7 separate regions of the Homo sapiens genome follow, and regions 1, 2, 4, 5, 6 and 7 are each linked to region 3. Evidence: read pairs that join two places in POLR2A ChIA-PET (ENCODE). Cell type or tissue: CD4-positive, alpha-beta T cell. All regions are shown on one strand.

The links. ChIA-PET counts read pairs that join two places held together with the same protein. Peaks named below come from ENCODE experiments on the same cell type or tissue, not always from the same donor. Only the 100,000 strongest peaks of a DNase experiment are listed, where the experiment ranks them.
Region 1: POLR2A ChIA-PET joins it to region 3 with 11 read pairs; 9 of 35 experiments call an interaction of 5 or more read pairs at or near these places.
Region 2: POLR2A ChIA-PET joins it to region 3 with 74 read pairs; 28 of 35 experiments call an interaction of 5 or more read pairs at or near these places.
Region 4: POLR2A ChIA-PET joins it to region 3 with 10 read pairs; 26 of 35 experiments call an interaction of 5 or more read pairs at or near these places.
Region 5: POLR2A ChIA-PET joins it to region 3 with 11 read pairs; 27 of 35 experiments call an interaction of 5 or more read pairs at or near these places.
Region 6: POLR2A ChIA-PET joins it to region 3 with 15 read pairs; 9 of 35 experiments call an interaction of 5 or more read pairs at or near these places.
Region 7: POLR2A ChIA-PET joins it to region 3 with 12 read pairs; 10 of 35 experiments call an interaction of 5 or more read pairs at or near these places.

Annotation. Positions count from the first base shown.
Region 1 is chr17:40,611,058-40,615,057 of GRCh38, forward strand. No RefSeq gene overlaps it. Among named protein-coding and RNA genes, the nearest start is that of SMARCE1, 35 kb to the right of the region's middle. RefSeq lists an enhancer at 3,732-3,851. In CD4-positive, alpha-beta T cell, no CTCF peak of the experiment used is centred here; DNase peaks (open chromatin) are centred at 1,274, 2,084 and 2,574; H3K4me3 peaks cover 1,538 bases; H3K27ac peaks cover 3,930 bases.
Region 2 is chr17:40,478,466-40,482,465 of GRCh38, forward strand. It overlaps TNS4 (tensin 4), which reads right to left. Exons shown (of 13, transcript NM_032865.6): 7 at 3,859-3,951; 8 at 3,664-3,741; 9 at 2,235-2,303; 10 at 1,209-1,377; 11 at 115-183. Among named protein-coding and RNA genes, the nearest start is that of TNS4, 21 kb to the right of the region's middle. RefSeq lists an enhancer at 1,652-2,851 and a silencer at 2,834-3,019. In CD4-positive, alpha-beta T cell, no CTCF peak of the experiment used is centred here; a DNase peak (open chromatin) is centred at 2,176; H3K4me3 peaks cover 360 bases; H3K27ac peaks cover 2,488 bases.
Region 3 is chr17:40,531,877-40,535,876 of GRCh38, forward strand. It overlaps LOC107985090 (a long non-coding RNA gene), which reads right to left and starts at 2,598. Exons shown (of 2, transcript XR_001752884.2): 1 at 2,534-2,598; 2 at 370-1,203. In CD4-positive, alpha-beta T cell, a CTCF peak has its summit at 1,534; DNase peaks (open chromatin) are centred at 1,705 and 2,811; H3K27ac peaks cover 709 bases.
Region 4 is chr17:40,434,874-40,438,873 of GRCh38, forward strand. No RefSeq gene overlaps it. Among named protein-coding and RNA genes, the nearest start is that of IGFBP4, 6.6 kb to the right of the region's middle. In CD4-positive, alpha-beta T cell, no CTCF peak of the experiment used is centred here; no DNase peak of the experiment used is centred here.
Region 5 is chr17:40,448,329-40,452,328 of GRCh38, forward strand. All of the region lies in intron 1 of IGFBP4 (insulin like growth factor binding protein 4), which reads left to right. Among named protein-coding and RNA genes, the nearest start is that of IGFBP4, 6.9 kb to the left of the region's middle. In CD4-positive, alpha-beta T cell, CTCF peaks have their summits at 2,022 (motif pointing left) and 2,222; a DNase peak (open chromatin) is centred at 2,063.
Region 6 is chr17:40,320,888-40,324,887 of GRCh38, forward strand. All of the region lies in intron 1 of RARA (retinoic acid receptor alpha), which reads left to right. It overlaps LOC105371934 (a long non-coding RNA gene), which reads right to left and starts at 1,637. Exons shown (of 2, transcript NR_189654.1): 1 at 1,445-1,637. RefSeq lists an enhancer at 164-748. In CD4-positive, alpha-beta T cell, no CTCF peak of the experiment used is centred here; DNase peaks (open chromatin) are centred at 384, 1,784, 2,114, 3,234 and 1 weaker place; H3K4me3 peaks cover 4,000 bases; H3K27ac peaks cover 4,000 bases.
Region 7 is chr17:40,600,672-40,604,671 of GRCh38, forward strand. No RefSeq gene overlaps it. Among named protein-coding and RNA genes, the nearest start is that of CCR7, 37 kb to the left of the region's middle. RefSeq lists an enhancer at 2,066-2,325. In CD4-positive, alpha-beta T cell, no CTCF peak of the experiment used is centred here; DNase peaks (open chromatin) are centred at 1,110 and 2,330; H3K4me3 peaks cover 1,288 bases; H3K27ac peaks cover 4,000 bases.

The DNA of each region.
Region 1 (4,000 bases), 79 kb after region 3:
TTTTGTAGAGATAGGGTCTCACTATTTTGCCCAGGCTTATCTCAAACTCCTGGGCTCAAGTGATCTCCAGCCTTGGCCTCCTTAAATGCTGAGATTACAGGCATGAGCCACTGTGCCTGGCCCCACTGTGAATTTTGAATGATCCAATAGGTGATTCAATAGGGAAAAAATGCTTATTCCTGTTAATTTCAACAACTGAGCCTTTCAAGTTGTGTTTATATAGCCAGCATGGACTTAGGTTTCATTTGCCCTACTGTGCAAGTGGAAGAAGAGGAATGTGGCAGTGACTCCTGATTTCATAGAGAAAGCCCACAAAACAGTTTAGAAATACAGAGATGTCAGCTGCAATGCTCCTTCCAAGACAACCATTCCCAAGTGAGAAAACCAGTCAGAATTACAGCTCTCTTTGGGGGTTTCTTATTAGAGGACAAGGCAACTATTTCTAAAGCCTTAGGAGTCTTGGCTGGGTGTGGTGGCTCACACCTGTAATTCCAGCGCTTTGGGAGGCTGAGGCAGGAGGGTCACTTGAGGCCAGGAGTTTGAGGCCAGCCTGAGCAACATGGTGAGACCCCCATCTGTACAAAAAATTAAAAAGAAAATAGCCAGGCATGGTGGTGCGTGCCTGTAATACTGGGTACTCGGAAGGCTAAGGCAGGAGGATCGCTTGAGTCCAAGAGTTGGAGGCTGCAGTGAGCTATGATCGAGCCAGTGCACTCCAGCCTGGGCAACAGAGTGAAATCCTAACTCTAACTAACTAACTAGGAGAAACGAAAAATAAAGTCTTAGGAGCCTTGCGAGATCCCTTTTGTTGAACGAAATGAGTCCAGGGACAGATTTATTCAACCCAAGACTTACCAGGAACAGTGATGAATATTCACATGAGTCTGCTTGTTGCCCCGAAGAGCAAGATTTATGTTCTTGTGAAAGTTTTCAACCTAACACTTTATCATATCTGATTCTTTGAACTGGCTTTTTAATGTAGAGTGGCAGCTGTCTCTCCCCAGCTGGAGGGGAAGGAGGCCATCTTCTGCATCTCCTTCTGAGACACTTGTGTTAATGACGATGGCTTGCATTTGGGAGGCAATTTCATCAGTTGGCATTATAAGGAAAATAGCAGGCCTGCCAAGCTCAATTTACTGGCAGAAAAAGAAAAGGAGTGAAGAGGATATTACTTATTAACTATGAAATGCGGACCGTACAGCACAACACTATCTTTTGAATTCCCCATGATTGCAGAATCATAAGGCTTTCTTCTGGTGTGGGAGCATACTGACACCCCTCCCTTGTGCTGTGGTTGTGAAAAGGATTATGTAAAGATGATTGCTACTTTCAGGAGCCACCAGCCTCTCAACTTTATCGAGGATGCAGGAAAAGGTAATTCAGGAAGGATGCAATTCACTTCAAACCTTTAACAAATCCATGTCATGAAAACCTAATTCAGAGAAGGTCATTTGCTGGAAGGTATATTATTAAATAAAAAGAAACAAATTTTTTTAAAAAAAGATCATTTGCTATAATATTGTTTTGCAACCATTCACCACATGACAACTTAGACAGTTGTTCTCAGGCATTTTGTATCTTTTTTTTTTTTTTTTTTCAAATTAATGAGTCTTTATTGAGAGTGTGCTGGGTGCCTTTCTTTGTGGGAAAACCATATTGGCCAAGTCTCTAAAGCTGATGCACACCCCCTCATTCTGTGCAAGTGAGTCTCTCAGAGCCTTTCAGCACCCGCCTCCAGTGCCTAGTGAGGTAGTCATGCCACCCGGGAAAGTGGGCAATGCTGCCTAAGAACAGTGCCCACATTCCAGCAAACTGTCATCCCAGAGCCTTGCAACCTCCTCTCCAAACGCTTGCAAAAAAACAAGTGTGAGCGCTAACAGACTCCTTGCCGGAAACCAGGTAGCCAGAGAAGCTAGTGACGCACCTGAGGAGGAAACCAGGGATCAGGACACTTCAAAGACCCAGTGCTGGCAAGGTGCCCCGGGCGAGGGTGACTGTCAGGACATTTCTGCATCATCCAGTTATGAAAGCTGATTCTATTTAATTCAGTTTAATTAAAACAGGGGGGCCAGTTCCACCCAAAGGCAGAAGACGCTGTCAGCGGATGCAGAGTGAGATCTGAGGACCAGGAAGCAAAAGTAGCACCTCCCTCGAATCTGCCACTGATGACTGCCATCACCCCATTACTCCCTTCCAGTTACCCTTCGCGACTCACTCATCCCTTACCCCTCGGGAAGACACTGTCCAGGGCAGAGTCTCCCAGTCCAGGGCCCTCGGCTCTGGTGACCACATGCTCTGCACTAAAAATCAGCAACACATGATCAGGCAAATGTGAAGGTCCAAGGCACTAGGGGGCCAGCATATTTGAAATCGAGATGCCCAAAGGGCAATGAGACCAGGAATTCAGGTCCCTGTTCCCATTGCCTTTTGGGAAAGGCAGTAGTGTGGCTTAGTTGAACTGAGGACAGACAGGGACTTGCTGGGAAGGGGAAATCAAGGTGCAGGTTCTCTTGGAAGGAGGCAGGATCACAAGCGGGTCCTGGGGTGGAGAGGGGGAAGGTGTGAGTGGAAAGAGCAAGTGTGCGTGACACAACCGGCACAGTCGGCCTCTTTCTCCACTGGATGGGAACTCCCTAAGGCAGAGGGCTTTGTGTTTTGTACATTGTTGTGTCCCCAGCACCTAGAACAGAGCCTGATACATTGTAGGAGCTCAGTAAATATTTATTGGATGAGTTGTAATATTTATTGTAAATATTAGTAAATATTTATTGAGTTGAGTTGGTCTTTCCAGTGAAGTGGTTGCTTCTCTGTGAAGCTCTGTGGGAAACATAAATGGTGGGAGATAGGTTACCTGTCGTTAGGGCTGGCCATATGTGAGCCCTATAACCATTTGGTATTCATTCATTCATTCATTCATTCATTCATTCATGGAATATTTGCCCAGCTTCTATTCTGTAATATATTGTATTAGTCACTTGGGGCACAAATATGAAAGCCAACACATATTTCTTCAGGACAGGTGCAGTGGCTCACACCTGTAGTCCCAGCACTTTGGGAGGCTGAGGCAGGAGGATCCCTTGAGGTCAGGAGTTCAAGACTAGCCTGGGTGACATAGCGAGACCTTGTCTCTACAAAAAATTAAAAAATAAATCCAGACAGAGCAGTGTACCTGTAGTCTTAGCTACTTGGGAGGCTGAGGTGGGAGGATCGCTTGAGCCCAAGACTTGGAGGCTGCAGTGAGCTATGATTGTGCCACTGCACTCCAGCCTGGGTGACAGAGTGAGACCCTATTGTTAAAAAATTAATTAATTAATTAAAAATATTTCTTTAATACCCATCATGAGCCAGGCTCTGGGGGATACCATGGTGCCTCAGGCTGGAAACACCTTCTTTGGTAGAAGACACAGACTGTCTAAGCCACAGACGGGGGCGCGTCGGTCTCTCTCTGGAAGTGGAGATGCTGGGAAAGGCTTTGCAGAGGAAGGCACATTTGGGCTGCATCCTGACAGCAGGGCAGGCGTTCGTCAGGCTGGGGAGGTGTGGGGCAGCACCGGAGCAGAGTGTCAGTGTGTGTCATGGCTTGGTTTCCCTCAGAGGCCTGCTGGGGCCACCTTTTAGCTACACTCTTCACACCTCATTTTCCCACTTCCCAGACCCTCTGAACATGTCCTTCTCTCTTACTGGTTGCTCCCAGTTTTGCTCATCCCAGGGCCTTGCACCATGTGTAGCACAAAGATTCATTACGATCAATACCAGTTAGTCTAGGAACTGTTCTCAGAGCTCGGTGACATCCCTGGTGTGGGTGCAGCTGGGGACAGCAGCGGGACTTTGACTCCCATTTCCTCTCATGAGCTCCTTGGCCTGGCTCCCCCGGGAACTTGTTGTGAGAGGAGGATCACAACAAGGCTGGGCAGGATGAGGGCATCCCTGGGTTCTCTGTGCCATTGAAATACAACACGGCCCCTGCCGCAGGTGAGTGGATAGTGGGCCCATGTGGTTT
Region 2 (4,000 bases), 53 kb before region 3:
CCCCTTGAGGTTCACAGGCTCCCTCTGGGATCCCAGGCCCAGAGTCGGCAGGACGCCTTGGTGGGCAGCGGGGCCCTGGACAGCCTTCTTAGTTTGGCCCAGCCTTGAACTTACTTCCGTTGCTCAGGGTCCATACCACAGAAGCGGAGGGTGGTGAGTGGGTAATGGCGCCGGAAAAACACCCTAGGAGGAGGCGGGGAGAGAAGGGAAGCGATGACAGCCTGTCCCAGTGTCATCCTGCCTCCAGCATCTCTCGTTCCCCCCAAGCTCAGGTGCCCTGTCCTCCAAGAAGTCTCTGGGTTAGACCTTGAAGACCGCTATGGCCTTTCCCACTGGGGGGCCCTGGCGCCCCGCTCCTGCCTCTCTCCTCTCATGGGGCTTGTCTGCCTCTGTCTTACACTCTGGGGTTTTCTATCACACCCCTACCACGCCATTTAATTTTTTTTGGCCACTAACTTTTTGAGGACACGAATTACATCTTGGTCATCTCTTGTTTCTCCCTGTGAAGTGCTCAGCCCTGGATCAGGCTCCTGTTAGACTGTGAGATCCGAGCCTGGGGAAGGAACGATCTCATTCCTCTCTGGGTCCCAGTGGTCAGCCAGTCTGGCCGAGGGAAGATGTTCCATCAATGGGTGCAGGCATAATCGGCACCCATGAATACTAGTTAACTCCATTTCCTTCCTTCCTTCCTTCCTTTTTTGAGATGGAGTTTCACTCTGTCACCCAGGTTGGAGTGCAATGGCGTGCTCTCAGCTCACTACAACCTCCGCCTCCTGGGTTCAAGCAATTCTCCTGCCTCAGCCTCCCAAGTAGCTGGGATTACAGGTGCGTGCCACCATGCCCGGCTAATTTTGTATTTTTAGTAGAGACGGGGTTTCATCATGTTGACCAGGCTGGTCTCGAACTCCTGACCTCAGGTGATCCGCCCGCCTCGGCCTCCCAAAGTGCTGGGATTACAGGCATGAGCCACCGTGCCCGGCCCCCGTTAACTCCATTTTCATCAGTCATGATGAACAGGGGCTTTGGCAGTGGAGTGAGGCCTGGAGGAGGCAGGGAAGCTGCCTGGAGTCACTCAGCACATCACTGGCCCCGCTGGGTCATCCAGAACCCTGAACTTGACCTTCATCCCTGATCTGCAGCTGTCTCAGCTATCCCCTCCAGCTCTACTCCGCCAGCCCCGGAGCCCCAGGGCAAGGGAAGGCCCTTACTTCCTCTGGACATCAGTCAGAGTGATGCCCTGCTCTGTGACTTTGAAGTGGACCACGGTGGGCGTGGGGAGGATGTCCCTCTCAAAGGTGGTGGAGATGGCTTTCTGCACGGCCAGGGCTCCAGTCAGGGTCTCCACGCTCACTGAGCTCAGGTACAGGGTGTGGCAGCCTGTGGGAGGCAGACACTGCGCTGGGGCCACTGACCCAGGGCCCAGGTTCTCCCTCTGCCCAGGGCCAGGGGAGGGGGTGAGTCTCCTGTTCAGGAATCCAGTGGAGCTCCTCTTAGAGCCGCCACCCAACAGAAAGTGGGTGTGTGGGTGATCACAGTTTGAGGCCAACCCCAGAGGGCTTTGGGATCTTCTGTGGCTTTGCATCGCCCTGGCCCCTGGCCCTCCAGCATGGGGCAGGGGAGGGGATGTTGCCCTGTGTGTAGAGGTGCCCAGGAAAACATCCTTCTGTCCACACTTAACGGCTGCTCTCCTCCCCACACCTCCATCTTCAAGGTCTTGGTTCATTGGCAACGGTAGGGACAGAAGACAAGAATGGGGAAGGAAATTGTTCGTGCTCAGGGCATAGAGCAGGAACAGTCACTGAGACAAGTGCTGATGTGTGCTGGCCTCTGGGAGTGTGGGTCAGGGACCTTTCCCCTGGTGAAGGCTCCAGGACTTAGACCTGACACCCCATAGAGGATCCCAGACCCAGAACCACCTCTAGGGCAGGTTTCTCAGACCTAGAGAGACCCTAGCACGTGTGCACATGCCCATGTGTGTGCAGGAGGGACTGTAAGTTCTGCCACTCCCCCCACCCCCCACCCTGCCCCACTTCCCTGCTGGCCTCTCATCTTCTGTTTTACAGGGGTGATGGGGAGCGGGTGTGGCACCTTGTTAAAGATGCAGAAACAAAGCTGAGATGGGAAACACGTGTGTGCCTGTGCGTGTGTGCGTGCATGCGTGCGTGTGTGCAGGGTTGGGAGGTGCCCTCTTGGGGCACAGCCAAGCTTGGCGCCTCCCTTCCTGTACCACTCACCCGCAGATTTCTTCTGGCAGGAGGCTGGGCTGTCTGTAGAGTCCGAGGCCCCATCTGCACCTCCCAGTTCTGAGCCAAGGCAAAGAAACAGGCCCCCCAAAGGGGCGGGGGTGGAGTGAATGGACCCCTCTCACAGGAACAGGCCTCATGAATCCCTTTGAAGATCTCCCACCTCCACCCCCATCTCCAGGAAGTGACTCAAACCAGGTGTGATTACCGTAATTAGGCAAACAGGCCACTTTGGGCTCCCTAAATGCTTAGTTTGCAACCCTTTTGATCTCTTCATCCCCTCCTCGCCCCCCCACCTCTTAGATGGCTGCCATGATCTTGTCCTCACAGGCCCCTGACCTCCTCACTTCTTTTGGACCCTGTCTCAACCCCTGACCTGTCTTTGCAGAAAGCGAGGAGGCTCTCACCATCGCTCCTCTGGGGCTCCCTTGCCTTGATGCCCTTCCAGAAACAGCCCTTCTCGAGCTTCTCCTGCACACCCCTGAGATGATCTATTTCATCTGAGCTGCCCCCCTACCTGGCTGTATGCTCTGGATAGGGCATGCTGATCTGGGTTCAAGGTCTGACTCTGTGGGCCTTTGGGCAAATTACGTAACATCTAGAACCCTCGTTTTCTTTTCCTTCCTTTCCTTCCTTCTTTCTCTCTTTCTCTCTTTCTTTCTTTCTTAGATGAAGTCTTGCTCTGTCGCTCTGTCACCCAGGCTAGAGTGCAGTGGTGCGATCTTAGCTCACTGCAACCTCTGCCTCCCCGGCTCAAGTGATTCTCCTGCCTCAGCCTCCTGAGTAGCTGGGATTACAGGCGCCCACCACCACGCCCAGCTAAATTTTTGTATTTTTAGTAGAGACGGGGTTTCACCATGTTGGCCAGGCTGGTTTCGAACTCCTGACCTCAAGTGATCTGCCCGCCTTGGCCTCCCGAAGTGCTGGGATTACAGGCGTGAGTCACCACGCCCAGCCCTTATTTTCTTATCTGTGAAATGGGGATGATAACAGCAAAGTCTACTTCACAAGCTTGTAGTGAAGCATGAATGGGTGAGTGAGTGCTCAACAAATGCTGGACCTGGAAAGAGAAAACCTCTCCAAACTATTTGATTTAGGCTCTTTCACCCTCTCAAAGCAGGCTGCTATTTATCCAACATCCATTCTATGCCAGGCATTGCGCTAAGAGCCTTGCCCGGGCTATCTCTTTCGGTCTGCACAGCAATCCTATAAGTAGGTATGATGAGGAAACTGAGGCTCAGAGAGGTCAACATTCTCAAATTTTCACAGCTAGGAGGTGGAGATGTTGAGCGACTCCAGTGCACACAGTTTTAACCGTGACACTAAAATAATCCACCAACAAGGTAGGAGTGAACCCCATTTCTAATGAGAACAAACAGGTCCCCCACCTTGGCATTGCCTCTTTGGGGCCCAGACCCACCTCTCTGTGGGATGGTGAGTTTGCAGGGCAGGGCCAGGGCCATGATGGAATGCTGGCACACGAAGGCAGAGAGGCTCCCTGAAAGGAAGCAAGCAGCCCTGCATGAGTAGAGCTTCCCCAACCCACCCCTCAGCTCACAACGGAGACTTCGCTGGCCCCCCATCCCGGGGGAGCCTGGAGGCTGGGGAGTCTCACCAAAGTAGGGCTCCTCATCTGCTCCTTTGAGATGCACTCCTTTGGCAGACGACTCGATGAGGAAGTGTCGGATGAGGTCATTGCTGTCCTCACCTGGACAGAGAAGAAAGAGTGCATTCGGATAGAATTCCACCTTGTGGCC
Region 3 (4,000 bases):
ATGACTCCAGCTCAGCTGACAGCTTGACTGCAGCCTGCAGAGGTGCTGAAGTGGAGGACTCAGCTAAGCTGCACCTGGATCTGTGACCCACAGAAACTGTGAGATGATAAAAGTTGTTGTTTCAAGACACTGAGCTTTAGGGTACTTTATTATGCATCAAGAGGCAACTAGTACAAAGTATAATTTGGAGGAGACCAGCCATACCTGTACCCTCCTTAAGTATACATTTGTATAAGTTGAAATCATGGTGGGTGCACTAATTTTGAAGTCTTAAAAAATCACTTATCATTATGGGGGAGATATCATTCATCAGGGTCCATGGTCTGTGTATGTATCAGAGTCTGGCCAGAAAACAGAAACCACACCAGGTATCTTAACAAAATTTAATATGATGAATTAGATGGCTTAATAACAAGTACAGTGTGAAAGGTGAAAATCATCAATAACCAATCATCAAAATCACTCTCAGAAAATGTCATACATCATCAGGACCTGTGGCCTTGGAAACTCAAAAGCCAAGAATTATTGAGCTTATTGTGTTTGTTGCATTTAAGCTTCTCTTCTGTTCCTTTGTGGTGTCAGAGGCTGAGTTTATTTTGAACATGAACAGAGAGACTTCTCTCTCCTTGACAAGCGTGATTTGTTGAATTAGCTAGTTAGGTGGGAGTGTAGTGGTGATACACTGTGTAGTAGAAGCATTCTCCATGTTTCCATTCCCCATCACAGTCACACAGCTGTGGATTTCCAGGCCTGATTGTCCATTGTGTTGATGTCCCAGTTTATTAAACCACTTCCTTATTGTGGTTCCCAGTTTTTGACCTTTAAAGAAAGACTTCAATGCACACATGTATGCAGATAACACTTGGCTTCGTTTGGATAATTTCCTTGGAATAATTTCCCAGGGAAAGAGATTACTGGGTCAAAGGGGGAGGAAGAGCTTCATGCCTTTTGCTGGTAATTGCTTTACTGCTTTCCAAAGGCACTATACCAACCCAGCATCGACAGTTTATAGTGGATGAGGGGTCAGCTTCAGGGCACCAAGTTATTCACTCTTAGGAAATCAGCTTCCAGGTCCTTCATCAACCACCCAAAAGGGCCTGTAGATGTGAGAAGTGGAGTCCAGCACAGAGAATCCCGGGCTGAGAAGTAGGATGTCTGAAAGTCCAGCCTCGAGGCAGCAGAGTGAGCAGTTAACAGTATGACCTATGGACAACAGATCCTGAGTTCGAATTCTGCCTTCACCACTAAGTGACCCTGGGCAAGTTACTTAATTTTTCTAAGTCATTAGTTTTTTCATCTATAAAGCAGGAATTATAGCAACACTAAGCCTTGAGGAGGTGAGAGGAAGATTAAACGAGTCATGACATGTGAAGTGCTTAGACCAGGGACTAGCACTTGGTAAATATGTAGAGTGAGTGGTATTACCATTTCTATTATTCAGACGGAGACTCCATCTCCATCAGCCCTGCTTCTGTAGTGGCTGACCACCTCCTCTTCTGGGTTTCCACGTGAGACCCCACCCTGGTTCTTCAGTTTTTCCTGGGATCTCGTCTCTCTGAGACCAAGAAGCAGTCTTAGCTTTGAGATATTGAGTTGGATGGTCCTTGAATGCCCCCTTGTGGACAGCTGGCTTTCTTTCACTCTTTCAGCTGAAGAGGAAAACTGGCTGTGTGTGTGTGTGTGTGTGTGTGTGTGTGTGTGTGTGTGTGTGTGTCTCGGGGTGGGGAAGAAGGTGGGGGAGGCCTCCATGTTTGCAGACAAAACAGGAAATAGCACGTCATGGCATCTTTCTTGCCGGCTAGGAAGGCATGGGTGTATGGGTCTCTGTACACTTACATAAACATGGAGGGGAGCTGCATGTGCTGGTGTGCAGGTGTGTATGTGGGCATACACTTGATACCACTCTCCTTGTTACTGGGGTCTCTCACTGGGTTCTACTGAGACGATGTGATTAATGTGATTTGAAAAATGAAAGCCCTGTGCACACACGAGGACATTGTTATGTAGAATAGCTTGTATAACCATTCGGTTGATCCTTTCACTGATTTGGACATTCAGTCCCACAGTTGTTTATTGAGTACTTACTATGTACCGGGTCTCCTGAGGTCTGGGGAGGCTACAGTGACCAAGACAGAATCTGTTTCCATCCTCTCACAATCCAGTGGGTGAGACAGACAGGTGAGTAAACCTGTGGCGTGCTAGTCCAGCACTTGGTAAATATTCAGTAAATATGAAGAGTGAGTGTTTTTACCATATTCCCAGAGGAGGGGCAGAGCGGCTGTGGAGGGGGAAGGAAGGCTGCCTGGAGGAGGTGACATCTGAGCTGAGCTATGAACTGTGAGTGATCTATCCTCTCCCTGGCTTTGGGGCAGAGGGCTTGGTACAAAAAGCATTAGTGGGGTTTTGGAAGTGCAGGCTGTAACCCCAACTCCCTGAGCAAGTCCTTTTTTTTGGGCCGGAGTTTCCTCCTGGACTAAGTCAGGGGATTTGGCCATGAAAGCCACAGTTTCCATCAACTTTGATGTTTTCTGACCTTTTATTCCCTCAGCCTGAGGAATTCCCATTTCTTCCACTGGTCTTTCATGCCCCATCCTCTTCCCTAAAGAAATGAAAACCAGACTGAGTGATAAAAAGCAGTGAGACATTGGTATACACATGTAGGACACACACACACACTCTCACACACACACACTTTCTCACACTCTCTCTCACACACACACACACACTCACACACACACACACACAGACACACACACTCCTCTATTCCCGCCCTACCCCTGCTCTGCTGGAAACCTCGAGCTGCCTCCCAGGTCAGAGTGGTCTGACAAGGGAGGGGTGGAGTGCAGAGGCAGAGTGGAGGTGAGAGCTCAGCAGACCCAGTTTCTTTTATGCTTGGCCACTCAGGCAGGTCACCTTGGGGAGGTTACTGAGCTTCCCAGAGCCTGCTTCCAGCTCAGCAAAGTACATACCCACCTGGCAGGGCTTCCGTGATGATTAGAGCTGCTATATGCGAAATGCGCCCCCCGGACTCTGTGTAGGACCTAGCAGGCTCTCGGAAAATGGGAGCTGAAAAGTAATGATATTACAAAATATCTAGTGTGGTGGCTCACACCTGTAATGCCAGTACTTTGGGCAGCTAAGGCGGGCAGATCACTTCAGGTCAGGAGTTCAAGACCAGCCTGGTCAACATGGTGAAACCCCATCTCTACTAAAAATACAAAAAAATTAGCCAGGCGTGGTGGCGGGGGCCTGTAATCCCAGCTATTTGGGAGGCTGAAGCAGGAGAATTGTTTGAATCCGGGAGGCTGAGGTTCGCAGTGAGTTGAGATCGTGCCACTGCACTCCGGCCTGGGCGACAGAATGAGACTTCGTCTAGAAAAAAAAAAAAAATCTAGTGTGGGTCAGACTCTTGTGTCTGCAGGAGGGAAAGGTGTGATCTTTCTTCCACTCTGATCTTCACAGTGAGAATGGTCTGGGGAGGATAGCAGACATGTGCCAAGCTCACTGTAGGTGGTGAGGCACTCTGGTTCCAGTTTAGAATGCAATTTATTACTTGGGTCACTTTGGCCGAGTTATTTAACCTTTCTAAGCCTCAGTTTTCTCATCTATAAAGCAGGTACTTTAAAATAGCTCCCTTGTGGAAGTACTGTGAGGATTAAGTGAGATAATAAATGTAAAAACACTTCATGTAGTTCCTGGTATATAGTAAGTGCTCCATAAATTGATAGCTACCTGTATTGGTCAGGATATGCTAACTGGTGTAACAAATAGACCCAAGAATGTGTGATGGCTTAGAGACAATGGAATCTTGTTTCTTGCCCCTCTAATGGTCTAAGAAAATACCAGGTTAGCAGTGAGGCTCAACTAGAGACCAGGTTTCTGACAGCTCTGCCGTTTTTTTTTTTATTTTGAGACGGAGTTTTGCTCTGTTGCCCAGGCTGGAGTGCCGTGGTGCAATCTCGGCTCATTGCAACCTCCACCTCCCGGGTTCAAATGGTTC
Region 4 (4,000 bases), 97 kb before region 3:
CAAGTGTGTGAGACACAGAAGGAGGCCAAACCTCATCCTTTTTTTTTTTTTTTTTGAGATGGAGTCTTGCTCTGTCACCCAGGCTGGAGTGCAGTGGCATGATCTCGGCTCACTGCAACCTCCATCTCTAGGATTCAAGTGATCCTCCCGCTTCAGCCTCCCGAATAGCTGGGACTACAGGTGTGTGCCACCATGCCTGCCTAATTTTTGTATTTTTAATAGAGACGGGGTTTTGCCATGTTGGCCAGGCTGGTCTCGAACTCCTGACCTCAGGTGATCCACCTGCCTCAGCCTCCCAAAGTGCTGGGATTACAGGCGTGAGCCACTGTGCCTGGCACCGTTTTTTTTTTTGTTTTTGTTTTTTTGAGACCGGGCCTTACTCTGTTGCCCAGGCTGGAGTGCAGTGGTGCAATCACAGCTCACTACAGCCTCCACCTCCTCAGGTTCAGGTGGTGATTCCCCCACCTCAGCCTCCTGAGTAGCTAGGACTACAGGTGCACGCCACCACACCCAGCTAATTTTTGTATTTTTCGTAGGGACTGGGTTTTGCCATGTTGCCCAGGATGGTCTCAAGCTCTTGAGCTCAAGTGATCCTCCTGTCTTGGCCTCCCAAAGTGCTGAGATTACGGTGTAAACTTCATCCTTTTATCAGGATCCCACTCCTATGATAACTAGCCCACTCCTGTGATAACAATGAATCCATTTATGAGAGTAGAGCCCCCACGACCTAATCATCTCTTAAAGGTCCCACTTCTTAATACTGTCACAACGGTGATTACATTTCGACATGAGTTTTGGAGAAGACATTCAAACCGTAGCATTAGTTTTGCCTGTTTTTGAGTTTATATAGAGTGATACAGCAGTAATCTTTTGCTAACATATGATTTGTCTATATCGATGGATGTATCAACAGCATATTCAAGTCGAGACTTAACCATTCTACTGTTGGTTCCATTTCTGGCTATTCTGAAGAGTGCTGCTGTGACACTCTTGAACATGTGTTTTGGAACACACACACACACACATTTCTGCTGGGTATATATCTAGGGGTGGAATTACTGGTTGCTTCTCAGTGGTTGTACAAATTTGTTTTCTTACAAGCATTATATGAGAATCCCCTTACTCCACATTCTGGTATTGTCAGTATTTTATTTTTTTACCCATCTGGTGGGTATGGAGTGGTTTCCCATTATGTTTTTCCATGTGTATGTATTAAATGAGGCATAACTGGAAGCAGGCACTCTTACCACCTACTCCGTACAGTTTCTCCTAACAATCCCATGCACTGCGTATTTCACAGATGAGGAAATGGAGGCACGCCGTTACTCCCTTTCCTCTCTTGCAGTCCCCTCACCTTTCCTGGAGGCCCTTCCCTACTTTTCCAAGTGGGATTGGGATGTCTGGTCACTACCAATCTTGAGAGGCCCCTCAGGCCAGGATGTTCTTTTGGGAAGGGAGAAGAGGAAGGTTGGGATGAAGTGGGCAGGGGTAAGGAGGAGAGAAAGGATGAGGCATAGACGCTGGCATGAAGGATCCTGGCTCTGGCTATGGAATGATGGGGCCAGAAGAGAGTCTGGGCATATGCAGAAGGCATGACTGGTGCTATCTGTAAGCTCCTACTGCTGGTGGGGAAAGGGGGAGGCATGCAGCTGGGGAGTAAGGGCCCTGTGCGCATGGGTGTTGGAGATCACTCTGAAGGTCCAGCAAACTCTGGGGGCTTACGAGTCTAAAGTCTTATGCCCCCTCTGTGGGGGCGTCTCTAAGCCTAAAGCCCTTTTGGAGGACTCCCTGGGTTCAGAGGTCCCTTGGTCTCTTTAGGATTTCCTAAGGGGAAGGTGGCACTTTTTTCCTCAGGGTTGGGGAAACAGGACTCAGGGCCTGGAGGCCCTCTAGGGAATGTGGACAGGGTGTCTGCTCTGATTCTGGGCCTCTGATCTGTCAGGCCACCTGCCCTCTGACTCAACAAGCATTAGGGGAAGCAGGGCAAACGACTTCCCAGCCCAACCTCTGGCTCTCTCTGCTCAAAGTGCCCTGTGTGTCGTCGTTTCTGCAAGTGTCCTCTGCAAGATTTTCCCAGGTTGCACTTTCTTCTTCTGCTCCTACCCCCATCTTTCTCGAGTTCTGAGCCCAAAGCTCACGGTCAAAGAAGGCTAAGATTGTAGCAGGCAATAAATGTATTTGGCACAAGTCTTGGCTCAATTACTTGCTAGCTGTATACTCTTGGGTTAGCCTCATCACTTCTCGGGGTGGTGACAGAACTCTCACAGGGCCCAACATCATTCACTTGGCTTGTCTCCTGCTTAAGCTTTGGACAATGAGAAAGCGCTCCTGTTGGTGCCAATTGGCCTGGAAGCGTTGCAGGCTCTGGAGTGTTGGAAGCCATGCCAGCATGGGGCCTTGGACCATGCAAAAGGAATCCGGAGGTCCTAGATTCCTAGATTGCCAGAGCTGGAAGGGCCTTCACAATTCAACAAGTTGCCTTCCCCCATTTTACAGATGGCCAAACTGAAGCTAAGGAACAGGAAGTGGTCACAAAGCTGGTGAGCAGCTAAGCAGGATGGCCTGGAGATATGAAACTGGATCCTGGCCAGCCCAACTGTGGATGGCTTTCCTCTCCCCTCCCCCTCTCTTGCCTGGGTGTTCACCTCTGGAACCATGTGTTCCCAGGGAAGGACCCAGGCTCCATAGTCTGGGACTGGGCTGGACCAGGCCTCCCTCTGCACTGTGTTGTCTCTATGGAGATCCTGGCTCTCTTGATCTGGTCTCTCCAAGTATGGGGCCCTGGTGGGCAGGAAGGCAGCTGTACTGATACACCATTGCTCAGCCCACATCTGCGGTGACTGTGGGGGTGCCCTGTCTGGGACCTGGATGTCAGCTGACATGGAGGGGAGCTAAGATCCTCTACTCAGTGTGGGCACAGTGGACATTCCAGGGCAATCAGGAAAGGGGCTGGGAGGCCAAAGTTATGAGGAGGCCTGGGGCCCAGTCCCCTACCAATGCCACCTCTGCCCTGATCTCCCCACCCAGCTTGTACTCTGTGTCAGACTCTTTTGCCCTTGTTGGCATTAGAGTGCTCTGACAGCTGTTTTGAAAGGCAGTAAAGCATAGGGGCTAATAGTACAGACTCTGGAGCCAGACTGCTTGGGTTCACATCCCTGTTCTTCCACTTACTTGCTGTGTGACTCTGAGTAAGTTACAAACCTCTCCATGCCTCTGTTTCCTTGTCTTAAAAACGGGATGGTGATAGTGCCTAGTTCACGAGGTTGCTGTGAAGTGCTCATGAGTGAAGCACTTAGATCCCTATCCTGCATGTAGTCTGTGACTACTGTGTTAACTTTTTTTTTTTTTTGAGACAGAGTTTCACTCCTGTAGCCCAGGCTGGAGTGCAATGGTGCCATCTTGGCTCACCGCAATCTCCCCCTCCCAGGTTCAAGTGATTCTCCTGCCTCAGCCTCCCCAGTAGCTGGGATTACAGGCACACGCCACCATGCCCGGCTAACTTTTTGTGTTTTTAGGAGAGACAGGGTTTCACCATGTTGGTCAGTCTGGTCTTGAATTCCTGACCTCAGGTGATCCACCTGCCTCGGCCTCCCAAAGTGCTGGGATTACAGGCGTGAGCCACCGCGTCCGTCCTGCTCTTTTTAGAAACAATTTTATTTTTTATTTTTAAGAGACCAGGTCTGTCTCTGTTACCCAGGCTGGAGTGCAGTGGCACTCATAGTTCACTGCAGCCTTGAACCCTTGGGCTCAAGGGACCCTCCTGCTTCAGCCTCCTGAATAGCTAGGACTATAGGCTCATGCTACCATAGCTGGCTAATTTTTTTTTTTTTTTTTTTTTTTGAGACAGGGTTTCACTCTGTTGCCCAAGCTGGAGTGCAGTGAGCTATCTTGGCTGACTGCAACCTCGACTTCCTGGGCTCAAGTGATTCTGCTACCTCAGCCTCCCAAGCAGCTAGGATCACAGGTGCATGCCACCATGCCTGACTAGTTTTTGTATTTT
Region 5 (4,000 bases), 84 kb before region 3:
TGTGGCCTCTTCTCTGGCGCCTTCCCTTCCTCTGCTGCTGGAGCAAAGACCGAGGTTTCCCCTATAGTCAGATGTCAACTGGCTTAGCTCCAAGCTGGGCGCTGTAGGAGGACCAAGCCTACTTGGAAGTCCCATCTCCCAAACAAGCTTTTTGGAGGTCAGACTTTTCAGGGGAATAGGTCTGACTCCACTCCTGCTCAGAGGGGAACCCACAGGCATTGGAATTTCTCCAGAGGGCACTACCAGGATGAGTAGCACCAGGTGGCTGGAACTCTTGTGTGAGCAGGGAAATAGCAAGTATTTAGCCAGTTTTGGAGATGAGAAGGTTAACGTTATCAAGAGACTCAATGCTATAACCCTTACCCCCACAAAAACCTGGTGCTTAGGGGTGGATCCTGGGGTGGCTCTTCAGTCTGCCAGTTAAGCAGGGTTGGGCAAGGAAAAGTTACAGATTACATGGAAAGTCAACAAACCACGGTGCAGAGAAGCTGTTGAAGTCAGCGTGCCCTGCCCTGGCTCTGTGTCTCTGACCAGGGCAGGGTCAGAGTGCCCAAGTGCATGTGGGTAAGGCACATGTGGATGAATGTGTGTCTGGACACGTGATTGTTTGTGTACACTTGCAGTTCTTGAGCCTGAGCCTGTCTGTGTGAGTAGGCAAATACGGATTTACCCTGTGTCCCCATGAGACTAAGGAGGGAGCTACTCTCCCTATCTGGTGGGTGCTACTCCGTGTAGACATGAACTGGGGATAAGTAGGATGGCTAGTGGGGAACCTAACAAGGGAGAAGCCAGGCAGTTTGCTGGCTTAGCTTTTCGTAGGTAACCCTCTGATGTGACATGGGGCCATACCAACCCAAGAGCATAAGCCATGCCTCTGGACTCACCCTGTGCCCCATGCAGCCCTAGGCTTCAGTGAGCATACCTAATCCTCCTTAATGGTAAACATCCCAAATATCCATTAATAATCCTCTGAGGGTTAGTTATTTGTGAACTTTGACTCGTAAAAGCTCAGCACTGTGGCTCACGCCTGTAATCCTAGCACTTTGGGAAGTCTAGGCAGGAGGATCACTTGAGGCCAGGAGTTTGAGACCAGCCTGGGAAACACAGTGACACCCTGTCTCTTAAAAAAAAAAGAAAAGGCCGGGCGCAATGGCTCATGCCTGTAATCCCAGCACTTTGAGAGGCCGAGGCAGGTGGATCACGAGGTCAGGAGATCGAGACCATCCTGGCTAACACGGTGAAACTTCATCTCTACTAAAAATACAAAAAAATTAGCTGGGCATGGTAGCGGGCGCCTGTAGTCCCAGCTACTTGGGAGGCTGAGGCAGGAGAATGGCGTGAACCTGGGAGGTGGAGCTTGCATTGAGCCGAGATCGCGCCACTGCATTCCAGCCTGGGCGACAGAGCGAGACTCCGTCTCAAAAAAAAAAAAAAGGAGAGAGAGAGAGAAAAAGAAACTCAGCATGGAAAGCATAGTTGTGGTCATGCTTCTATTCCATATCTCTTGAGATTTTTGAGGCTGCTACCACCCTAATTCTCCACACTTCCAGGGTGGGAGCTCACTACCTCCTGAAAACTCTTCCTCACTCCTTGAACTCCTGAAAAACCTTCCTCACTCCTTGAACCAAAGAATATTCTACCCATTTACTGAGAGGAATGAATCATTGTACAAAATAGTGCTTGCTTTTTTAAAATTTTGAGACAGGGTCTCACTTGTTGCACAGGCTAGAGTGCAGTGGTGTGATCACTGCTCACTGCAGCCTCGACCTCCTGGGTTCAGGTGATCCTCCCACCTCAGCCTCCCAAGTAGGTGGGACTACACCTGTGCATCACCACACCAGGCTAATTTTTTGTAGAGATAGGGTTTCACTATGTTTCCTAGGCTGGTCTTGAACTCCTGGGTTCAAGCGATCCACCTATTTCGGCCTTCCAAAGTGTTGGGATTACAGGCGTGAGCCACCCCAGCTGGCCCCTAGTACTTTCTTTTATGGTCATTAAAAGAAAGCAAACTCAGGAAAAACAAAGGCTTTCCAGGTTGGAAGGGTGCCCCCTGGTGTTAGTGTCCTGGGCTGTGGCAAACAAGTCCAGGTGATCTCCAGCCCTACTTAAGTAACAGGGTGGGGCCTTTGTCCACATCTCAGCTCAGCCTCTGTCCTTCTGACATTTGGTTCTAATTCTTTAATTCTTGAATTTTTTTTTTGTTTTTTTGTTTTTGTTTTTGTTTTAAGAGACAGGGTCTTGCTCTGTTACCCAGGCTGGAGTGCAGTGGCACAATCATAGCTCACTGTAGCCTTGATGTACTGGGGTCAAGCGATCCTCCTACCTCAGTCTTCTAAGTTAGGACCACAGGCAGGTCTGACTAATTTTTTTTTTTTTGGTAGAGACAGGGTCTTGCTATGTTGCCCAGGCTAGTCTTGAACTCCTGGCCTCAAGTGATCCTCCCACCTCGGCCTCTCAAAGCACTGGGATTACAGGCGTGAGCACCCAGCCTGGTTCTAATTCTTTGAGGTCTTCCATTTCCTTTTTCTCTCCACTCCCCAGTTCCAGCTTACACCCCTGAAACACGGTGACTCCATCCTCAAGCCTTATGGCTTTGTGCAAGGTGGGGGTGTGGAGGGAGGTGATCACTGGGGCAGCTTAGGTTTCTTTGGCTGGAGGAATTCCTTGGGAGGGTCTCAAAGGAAGGGCCTGGATCCCAGATCTTTCTCTGGTTCCTAACCGAGGGCTCAGGATCCATCTCCTTATGGTCCCCTTGGCACAGTCCTCGTCTTCTGAAGTTTATGTTTCTTCTTTTGCTGCCTACCTTGGCCAGGGGGTCTTGCTATAGTGTCTTCTCTTTGGTTGACTCTTAGGAACTTGATGTAGGACTGGAGTCCCCTCTGGACTGTCCTTCTTGGGATTTTAAATGTGCAGAAGGATGGATTATATCTGTCTACTCTATTTATTTCTTCCCTTTTATTCCTCTTTTCTAAGCCAGCTCTCCACCGTAACAAAATCTTCTTCCATCCTTGGTGAATTTTATTAATAACCTTTGGTGTGGAAGGTTATTGATAAAGACTTTCTGGTTAGATTCCTCCTTGCCTGGTTTGCCTTTATCCACATATTTCTCCCCACACCCCCCAAACCAGGAGAATGAAAAGAGAACCAACCCCCCCAGCTTTGGCTAGGCAGAAAAATACCATTTGACCCAGAGGCAGCTCTGGGATCGCTGCCACGCATGGAGGAACCTGCTAACTCCTCAGGAAAAAAAAAACCCTGACGCAAACCAGATGTAACCTCCTGTCCGGCTGCCAACATCTGGAATGCTGGCAGGGGCTTTGCACTCAGGCCGGCAGCGAGCTGCCAAGCCTGAGCATTTCAGAGGTGGCTCTGATCTGCAGAGAGGTCTTCCAACCTCTTTCTCCAGCTCAGCCCTGTATTCTGGTTTTGACTGCTTGGAGGGAGGAGCAGTGGTTACAGTTCTGGGACTCAAGCATGGGGTTTTTCTTTTTTAAAAAAATGTATTTTATTTTATTTTATTTTTTTAGAGACAGGGTCTTGCTCTGTCACCCAGGCTGGAGTGCAGTGGTGTGATCATAGCTCACTGTTAACCTCGAATTCCTGGGTTCAAGTGATGCTCCCGCCTCAGCCTCCTGAGTAGCTAGGACTACAGGCACATGCCACCATACCCGGTTAATTTTTAAATTTTTTGTGAAGATGGGGTCTTGCCATGTTGCCTAGGCTGGTCTCGAACTCCTGGCCTTAAGTAATCTTCCCTCCTCAGCCTCCCAAAGTGTTGGGATTACAGGCATGAGCCACAATGCCCCATTTGGATGGAGTTTTTCTTGAGCTCAGATAGAGCCTTCAGGAGATCCCACAGAGGGGTTGAAGGTCCAGCCTCATCACTCCCGTCTCCAGATCCCTGGTGCCCTGGTTCTGGGCAACCCCTATGGACTTTGGATGGAGTCTGAAGTCTAAGAATGGGAAACTTCGAGGTGGGGGACTGAAGGAATGTGTGAGG
Region 6 (4,000 bases), 210 kb before region 3:
TAGTTTTGGGAGTGTGGGAAGCTGGCAGGGCCCCTGGCAAGATGACCAGTGTTGTCTTGACTTACTGGGTTTTGGGAAAGGAGTATGGCAACTGATACCCCGGCTCCCAGGGCTTTGGCTGAACATTCTCTCTGACGCCTGCTGTCTTTCCTCCCTCTACTCCCCTCTCCACCCTCTGGCTGCTGTCTGGAGCCCACACAGTTTGTGGGGGGATGCACGGTGGGGGGCAGGGCCTGGATCTCCGTGTGTGTCCAGGGAGTATTCTGGGAATTGGCAGGATTGGCTGAGGGTGTCTTGGTGTCCCCGCAGGGTGGGCGGCATGTGGGGACCTAGTGTGAGAATGTGTCAGCGTTGGTGTGTCTGTCCCCAGTCTGGCTCGGGTGTGGGTGTCTCGGGTGTGGGTGTCTCTTGCTTCGTCTGGATCTTGCCTCCCGCTCCAGTCCCGCCCTCCCCTCGCTCCCCCCTAGCTGGGACCGCCTGCTTGCTTTCCCTCTCTCCCCACAACTGGAGCCTCCCTTGCCTGTTCCTGGAATTTGGAGAGGAGGAGGAGGAGGAAGAGGCAGGCAGACAGACCTCCCACACTCTAGCCCGCCCACCTGGCATCATGGGGAAATGAAATAGGTGCTATGGAACTACATTTTCCCTGGCTTCCCTAGACCCTCCAGCACACATCATGAGGGCCAGGGGCCAGCTCTTATGGAAAGGCCATGGGCTGTCCATCCCTCTGGCCAGTGACACCTCCTTCTACTTAACATCCTGCCCCAAAGGGCCCCTGCTGGACCTCCAGGCACCACTGTCAGCCTGGGGAGCCGGTGGGGGGATTAGGCTGCTGCCAGGCTGGCCCGCACCTGTTGCCAACCCCAGCCCTATAACTGGAGCTTGCTAGGGAGGGGGCTGCAGAATGACAGGTGTAATTTCTGCAGCTAGGCAACTCCACCCCCCCAACTGGATATGCCTTTCCCTTCTGCCGGAACAAGGGAAGACTTCCCCTTCGCCACTCCAAGTGTCAACCTGATCTTATGGATGATGCCCCTGTCCTGCCTGATGACCCCCACCCCCATCCCTGGCTGCAGAGCTGGGCTGCCCTCCTTCAAGTTTTCAGAGCTGTGCTGCCCTGGCAGGGCTAGGGGTGTGGGGGTGTGTAGATGGGGGTGGTTCTCTGTTAATGTTTTAATTGCCTAAAAACTGGGAGCTCAGCTCTGGGCCAGTGGGGAGTCTGGGTCTGGCTGGCCGCCCGGTTTGGGCTAAATATAGTCTGGGACATCTGCAGAGAAGGGGAGGGGGGTGGAGGGAGGTTCCATTCCCCCACCTTCAGCCAAGGTGCCCTCGTCTGGGCGGGCACCTTGGAGCAGTGAGGGGGATTCCTCAAGCACAAAAGGCAGGGGAGAAGTGGCAGGGAAGAGGTGGCAGGGGAGAGGTGGCAGGGGCTAGGCACAGTTGGGACCTTGCTTGCCTGGAGGCCAGTAGATGCCGGAGATGAACCTGGAGGCTCAGGACAGGGCAAGAGTGGGGCACGCCGGGGCTGGGTCCTCTGGCTGTTCCCTCTCCCCACAGAGTTACTTGAGGTCAGGCAGTCTCCATGTGTCACTGTACCCCGCAGGCAGTGTCACCGTGACCCACTCGCTGTGTGTCTGTGTGTACACACCTACCTTGGAGTGGCTTTATCCCGGCCCTCCCCCCGGAGCCTCTGTCCCCTGGGTCCTACCGCAGGTCCTCAGCCCTCCTTCCCTCTGTCCCTCGCCCTACAGTGAAACCTTCAGCCCAGGAATCGAGACTTGAGAAGGGGAAGCTGCGGTGGGGAGTTCTCTGATCTCCAGTCACGGCAGGAAGTGGAAAAGAGGGGGGTTAAGGGGGGGACCCATGAGTGGCAGGCAGGGAGGGAGAGCCCTGTCAGTCCTGTGACCCACTGTGCAGATCAAGGAGGGGTTGGCCCCCTTCCTAGTGGTCCCCCTTCCCTCCAGCTCCAGGTAGGAGAAACCTGGGGGACAGCTGATTCCCCAGGGGGTGCAAACAATCTTCATCACCCCCCCAACACTAAGAAAAAAAATGTCTTCCTGTCACGTGGCTGTCACTTCCTGTCCCACTGTGGTTCCTGGGATGTTTGTTGTTGGTTGCCATGGTGATGTCTGCCGTGGGCACTACCCCTGGTTCTTGTGGGGAAGGAGCTACCCCTCCCCACCAGGCTGGGGGGGTACTTGGGGGACTTGACTAGGGGGTCCTTTCAGGCTGAGTGTGTGTGGTCTCTGATGCCCCAGATTCCCCAGGACCCCCCAGACTTCTGTCTGTGGGGAGGAGTCACTGCCACCTACTCAGACTGAGTGCTGGGGAGACTGTGACCGCATCTGGCTGTGCCTGACCGTGGCTGTGACTTTGTGAGTCTGACTGATTTTGCAGCCCTTGTCCCCTCTGGCCGGGGTTCCTCTCGCTCATAGAGATGCCCATTCAGGGAACCTCTGTGCTCCCTATCTGTCCTCATATACAGTTCTGGAGCCTGCTCCCATCCTGTGTTCTGATGGAAACCACCTTCCCCAGGGAGTTTCTGTGGCTTCCTGGACTCCAGGCTGGAGTGTCAAGGGGCTGTGGGGCAGGGTCCTAGGTTGCATGTGTTTGGGGCTGGGGAGGTGGGGGCTCTGCAGACTATGCCTTCCCCTGCACACACAGCCTGCACCCGCTTCTCCCTTGTCTGGCAGGCGCTCTTCTCTAAGGGGAAGGCCATGGGGATCTGTGACCTATTATCCCTATCCACCTGTGGGCTTCCCTGTTCAGCTGGGGATGGTGAGGGGAAGAGATTCCCCCTAGTTCTAGCCCCAACTGAGTAGGCGGGTGTGGAGTAGGAAGTTGCTTGGGGGGGGGTCAATGGGTCGGAGGGGGGGTATGGGGCAGGGCACAGTCTGACTCAGGCCTGGTCTGGGGTCAGAGCCAAAAGGATATCCTGAGGCAGGACTTGGTGGGGGGGTGTATTCCTGGATTCCCTGCAGCGTGGGTCCCCAGGGTGGGATGCTGAGAGGGGGCTGGTACCATCTAGTCCTGCTGGCAGTTTGCCCTGGGACTCAGAATATGGCATACGCAGGGTTGGGCTGAGCTGAGGGGAGGGGTGAGGGCTGCTGCAGCCTATCTCCCCACCCTGGCCCTGCCTGTATCTCTGTAAGCTGTCCCCCCATTGTGAGAGAGCTGTGCTTCCTGCTTGGTAGCATGGAGGGGAGGTAGTGGTGAGGGGGCAGCTGCCAAGGTGTGAGGGTGGGGAAAGCCCCGTGCCAGGCTGGATGTGAGGTCGGTGGTTTCCAAGCTAGGGGGTCCCCTTTTGTCTGTGCCCCTTTGGTCCCTCACCCAACAGAGCTGCCTGCGTATGGTCCACACATTTCTGTGGTCTGGCTGTGGCCTCAGTAGGCTCATCTCTTCCTCTTCCCATTTTTTTTTTCCTTCCCTGTGGGTTGGTCCCTCTTCTTGAGGCCTGAATTACCCCCTGCCCTTTCACCTACTCGTTGCTTGGAGTAGGGAGGCTTCAGTTCTGGTTCTACGTGGACCTCTCAGACACCCTGGGCTTCAGAGGTCCTGACCATGTCCCCCGGGGGATCTGGGGTATGGCCCCTGGGGATGGAGGAGTTGGGAGCACAGCCCTGACCAGCAGAGACCCCCACTTCCTCCTCCTAGAACCTGGACTGCCCCGAGCTTGGATTGTCCAGTCACCCTTTCTGCCTGGTATCCAGTCACTGGTGAGATTATGGCGTGTGGGGGTCCTGCAGCTCTGTGTAGCTGGGGAAAAACCCTGGGCTGAGTGGAGTACAAGCTGTGGAGACATTGGACCTATTCTTTTGGGACAAGGCACTGTGTCTTGAGGCAATGGGCAGTGGTAGCACCCGGAAGTGAGACACTAGGCTTCCTCCTTCCCCTAACTCCCAAGAGGACATGCTTATGGCCTGCACTGACTAGGGCAGATTTTCAAACCAGTCCTAGCTCTAGCAAGGCTGGCCTGGGGTTCTGTGGGGTTGGTGGGGAAGAG
Region 7 (4,000 bases), 69 kb after region 3:
TCAAATGCCACCCCTTCAGACTTCCCAGCATTGCTGTGAGGAATCGTGGGCTTTTCTTTCCTGCTCCCAGTGTGACTTTGGTACCTTTATTTAGCATCTATATTGTCCTCCCTTGACTTAAAGCCAAGTTGTTAATTCTCCCCTTTCTTGAGTTCTTAGAGGGCAGGGATGCATTCCATTCATCTTTATCACCAACACCTAAGGTGACACCTGGCACATAGTCAGTGCTCGTTAAAGGTGTGCTGAACTTTGAAACGAAGGGTTGCCTGTTGGTGGTTGAAAACATTTTTTTTTCGAACCTTGTTAAGTTTGAAAAGTTCAATCCCCAGTGCCAACATGCATATAAATATAGGTGCTTTCATGCTCTGTTGATGGGAATGTGAACTGGTTCAACTTTTCTGGAGAGTCATTTGGTAAACATTTAGGAGAAGTCTTAGAATTTTCTATGCCTTTTGACTGAATTCTTTTTTTTTTCTTTTCTCCTAAGGAGTTAGTGAATGGCTTTTCATAAAGACATTGTATTTTTTCATAGCAATGTTTTTAAAAATTATAGCAAAAATGGGGCCAATATTAATATGAATTTGGATAAATAGTGGTTTATATGCAATAGAATGTCATGTAGCCATTACAATTGATGATATATTTGTTAATCAAATAAGTAAAGTGACAAAAACATTACAAAATAGGAAGCATAGTAGGATTTCAATTTTGAAGGAAAATAAGGCTCTATCCATGGAAAAATGCCTTGAAGGATATACGTCTAAGTGTTTCAACCCTTTTTCTCTAGGTGGTGGGATTTTAGGGGATTTTGACTTTCTTCTGTTCATTTCTCTGAGTTTTCTCAATTTTCTCCCATGTGTTACAACGAACATGCATTACATTTAGAACATAGAAAAACATTTTCCAGCATCTTGAGTTGATTCTCTAAGTAAATTCCTTGCTCCTTAAATTCTGAAAACTGTAGAGACCAGATCAACGTGTAGGATGTCAGAGGTGGAAAAGCTGTGGGAAGTCCTTTGGGCCAGAGTTTTGCAAAACTGGCTGTGCGTGAGAATCACACGTGGGGCTTTCAGAACTCTGGCTCTGCCCATACCCAGTGGCAATAAATCAAAGTCACCAGGGATGGCTGCAGGCGTCAGAGTGGTTTAAAGCTCCCAGGTGATTCTAATATGCAGCCTAGTTTGAGAACCCTGCTTTTGAGTTGTGCTGTCTAACAGTAGCCACTAGCCACACGTGGCTATTTAAATTATGCAACACTAAATAAAAAATTCAGTTCCTTAGTCAAAGTAGCCACTTTTTTCTTTCTTTTTTTTCTTTTTTTTTTCTTGAGACAGAGTGTCACTCTGTCACTCAGGCTGGAGTGCAATGGTGCGATCTTGGCTCACTGCAACCTCTGTCTCCCGGGTTCAAACAATTCTCCTGCCTCAGCCTCCCAAGTAGCTGGGACTACAGGCACCCGCCACCATGCTCGCAAAGTAGCCACATTTTAAGCACTCAGTAGTCACATGTGTGGTTAGTGGCACTATATTGGGCAGTGCAAGTTAAGATCTACCTCTCACATTTCAGGAGAGGGCTGGGCATGGTGGCTCATGCCTGCAGTCCCATCACTTTGGGAGGCTGAGGCAGGAGGGTTGCTTGAGCACAGGCATTTGAGACCAGCCTGAGCAACATGGTGAGACCCCTATCTCTACAAAAAAAAAAAAAAATTAGTCAGGCATGGTGGCACGCACCTGTAGTCCCAGCTACTTGGTAGGCTAGGGTGAGAGGATCGCTTGAGCTGGGGAGGTCAGGGCCGTAGTGAACCATGATCATGCCGCTTGCGCTTCAGCCTGGGCAACCAAGTGAGATTCTGTTTCAAAAAAATTTTTTTCTTTTTTTTTCAGGAAAGGCTTTTGCAGGTGGGTGCCCTCCTTCTAGCAGGCCTGAGGCTCAGGGAAGGGGCAGGCCTCTGTTCTTGCCTGTTTTAGGGCGGTGGAAAAGACCTCACTCGGCCGTCAGGAGAGTAATCTTGTGCCTAGAAAGTTCTTTCTGCTTTCTCGTGTCTACCCCATCCTCCTCCCTGAGCATGGTGAAGCTCAGTGCAGCATGTTTATTTTCAAAGGCTTGACAGGCCCAGGCCCTTCCTATCTGTTCAGCCTGGTCCAGGCCACCAGGCAAGCTGTTTACAAGGGATCCAAGTGCTCGGTGGAGAGCAGAACAGGCCGAGAGTGTTTTCCACGGCTGCCGAGAAAGATGAGCGAGTGGAGGCAGAATAACAAAAAGCCACTTCAAAAACACACCAGAAAAAGTCACAAAGCAGAGACAATCAGAGGTTTGAGACACACACACCCCCAAAACCCTGACAAGAGAGCGAAAACAAGTCATGAGGGAGCCTCTGATGGTTTCAAGACAGTCGCGGTTGCTGATTGAGAACAGGCCTGTCCCAGCAGTTCTCAGAGGAGTCGGGAGCTGCGGCTGTGGGGGGTCAGAAACTTCACCTGAGTTCTGAGAATTGTGGTGGGACAGTCCCTGAGGGCTCCGTCTCTCTGGGAAGATGGTGGGGGGCGGGTGAGAATGGCAGGCCCATGCTGGCTGGGTGAGAGTGTGAGGCTGTTCCAGCCTAGAGACTGGCCACCGGTCAGGAAGCAGAGTCCCACCTGGCCCCAGGCTTCTGGCACCTACTGCCTGAGAGCGTGAGGCCTCTATGGCCATAGTCCACCTGGGAATTCAAAGGCGTAAGGCCACCTGCATCTAGGAAGCTCCTTCTTTGGGATCTGAGCTGAGGACCCAACAGTGAAGAAGCCAAGCCAGAAGGGAAACGCTGGTGCTCCGCTCCACCTTGCCCCATTTTGCAGTGAAGTCCAGTGAAGAGAGCCCTGGGGGTGGAGCACTGGAGCTCAGGTCCCAGGCACTATCACTCCCTTGCTGTGTGACCTTGGGCAGGTCAGTTTACCCCTTTGGACTTTAGTTTCTTGACCTGCAAATTGGAGGGTTGGTCTAGATGAATGGCTTTCAACCCTGGCTGAATATTGGAATCACCTGGTGAGCTACAAAAATCAACATGATGCCAGTTGTTCTGGGATACACCCTGGGCATCAGCATTTTTAAAAGCTCTTCAGATGATCCCAGGCCAGGTGTGGTGGCTCACGCCTGTAATCCCAGCATTTTGGGAGGCTGAGGCGGGCGGATCATCTGAGGTCAGTTCGAGACCAGCCTGGCCAACATGGTGAAACCCTGTCTCTACTAAAAATACTAAAATTAGCCGGGTTTGGTGGCATATGCCTGTGCACGAGAATCACTTGAACCCAGGAAGCAGAGGTTGCAGTGAGCGGAGACCGTGCCACTGCACTCCAGCCTGGGTGACAGAGTGAGACCCCGTCTCAAAAAACAAAACAAAACAAAAAAAGAACCATTAGTCTGCCTAATGCTTATCAAAATTTAGAGTGCACAGGAGTCTTGTAAAAATTCGAGTGGAATTCAGAAAGTCTAGCATAGAGTCTGAGATTCCACATTTCCAACAAGCTCCCAGGCGATGTCCATGGACCACACCTTGAGTAGCAGCAAGTCTGTGTTGAATGTCCCCTTCCCTTGAACTTGCAAGTTGGATCCAAGCTCCAATCTACTCAGTCTGCTACTGTTCTTGTTTTGGTAGCTGGCTGTAGTTGCCTATTTCTGCCAATCTGCCAATAACATCATTGTTTCTAAGTTCTTTCTTTCCCCCCACCCTCTCTCACAAGAATTGTTTAAATCCTCACTCATCATTTGAATTCTAATGAGATGCTGTGGATTGAATCAAATAGGGATCTTCCCTTCAAGGGCAGTAAATAAGAGACAGAGCCAGGCTGTGATGTGAGTTCAAAATGGGGCAGAGGTCATTTTTAGCTGAGAGGATTGGAAGGGATCTACGTGGCTGATAATAACAGTGTACCACTGTCCAAGTGCTTTGTACTAGTTGTCTCATTTTATCCTCAAAACAACCCTACAGGTAAGCACTGGGAACGTTCCCCAGTTTACACACGAG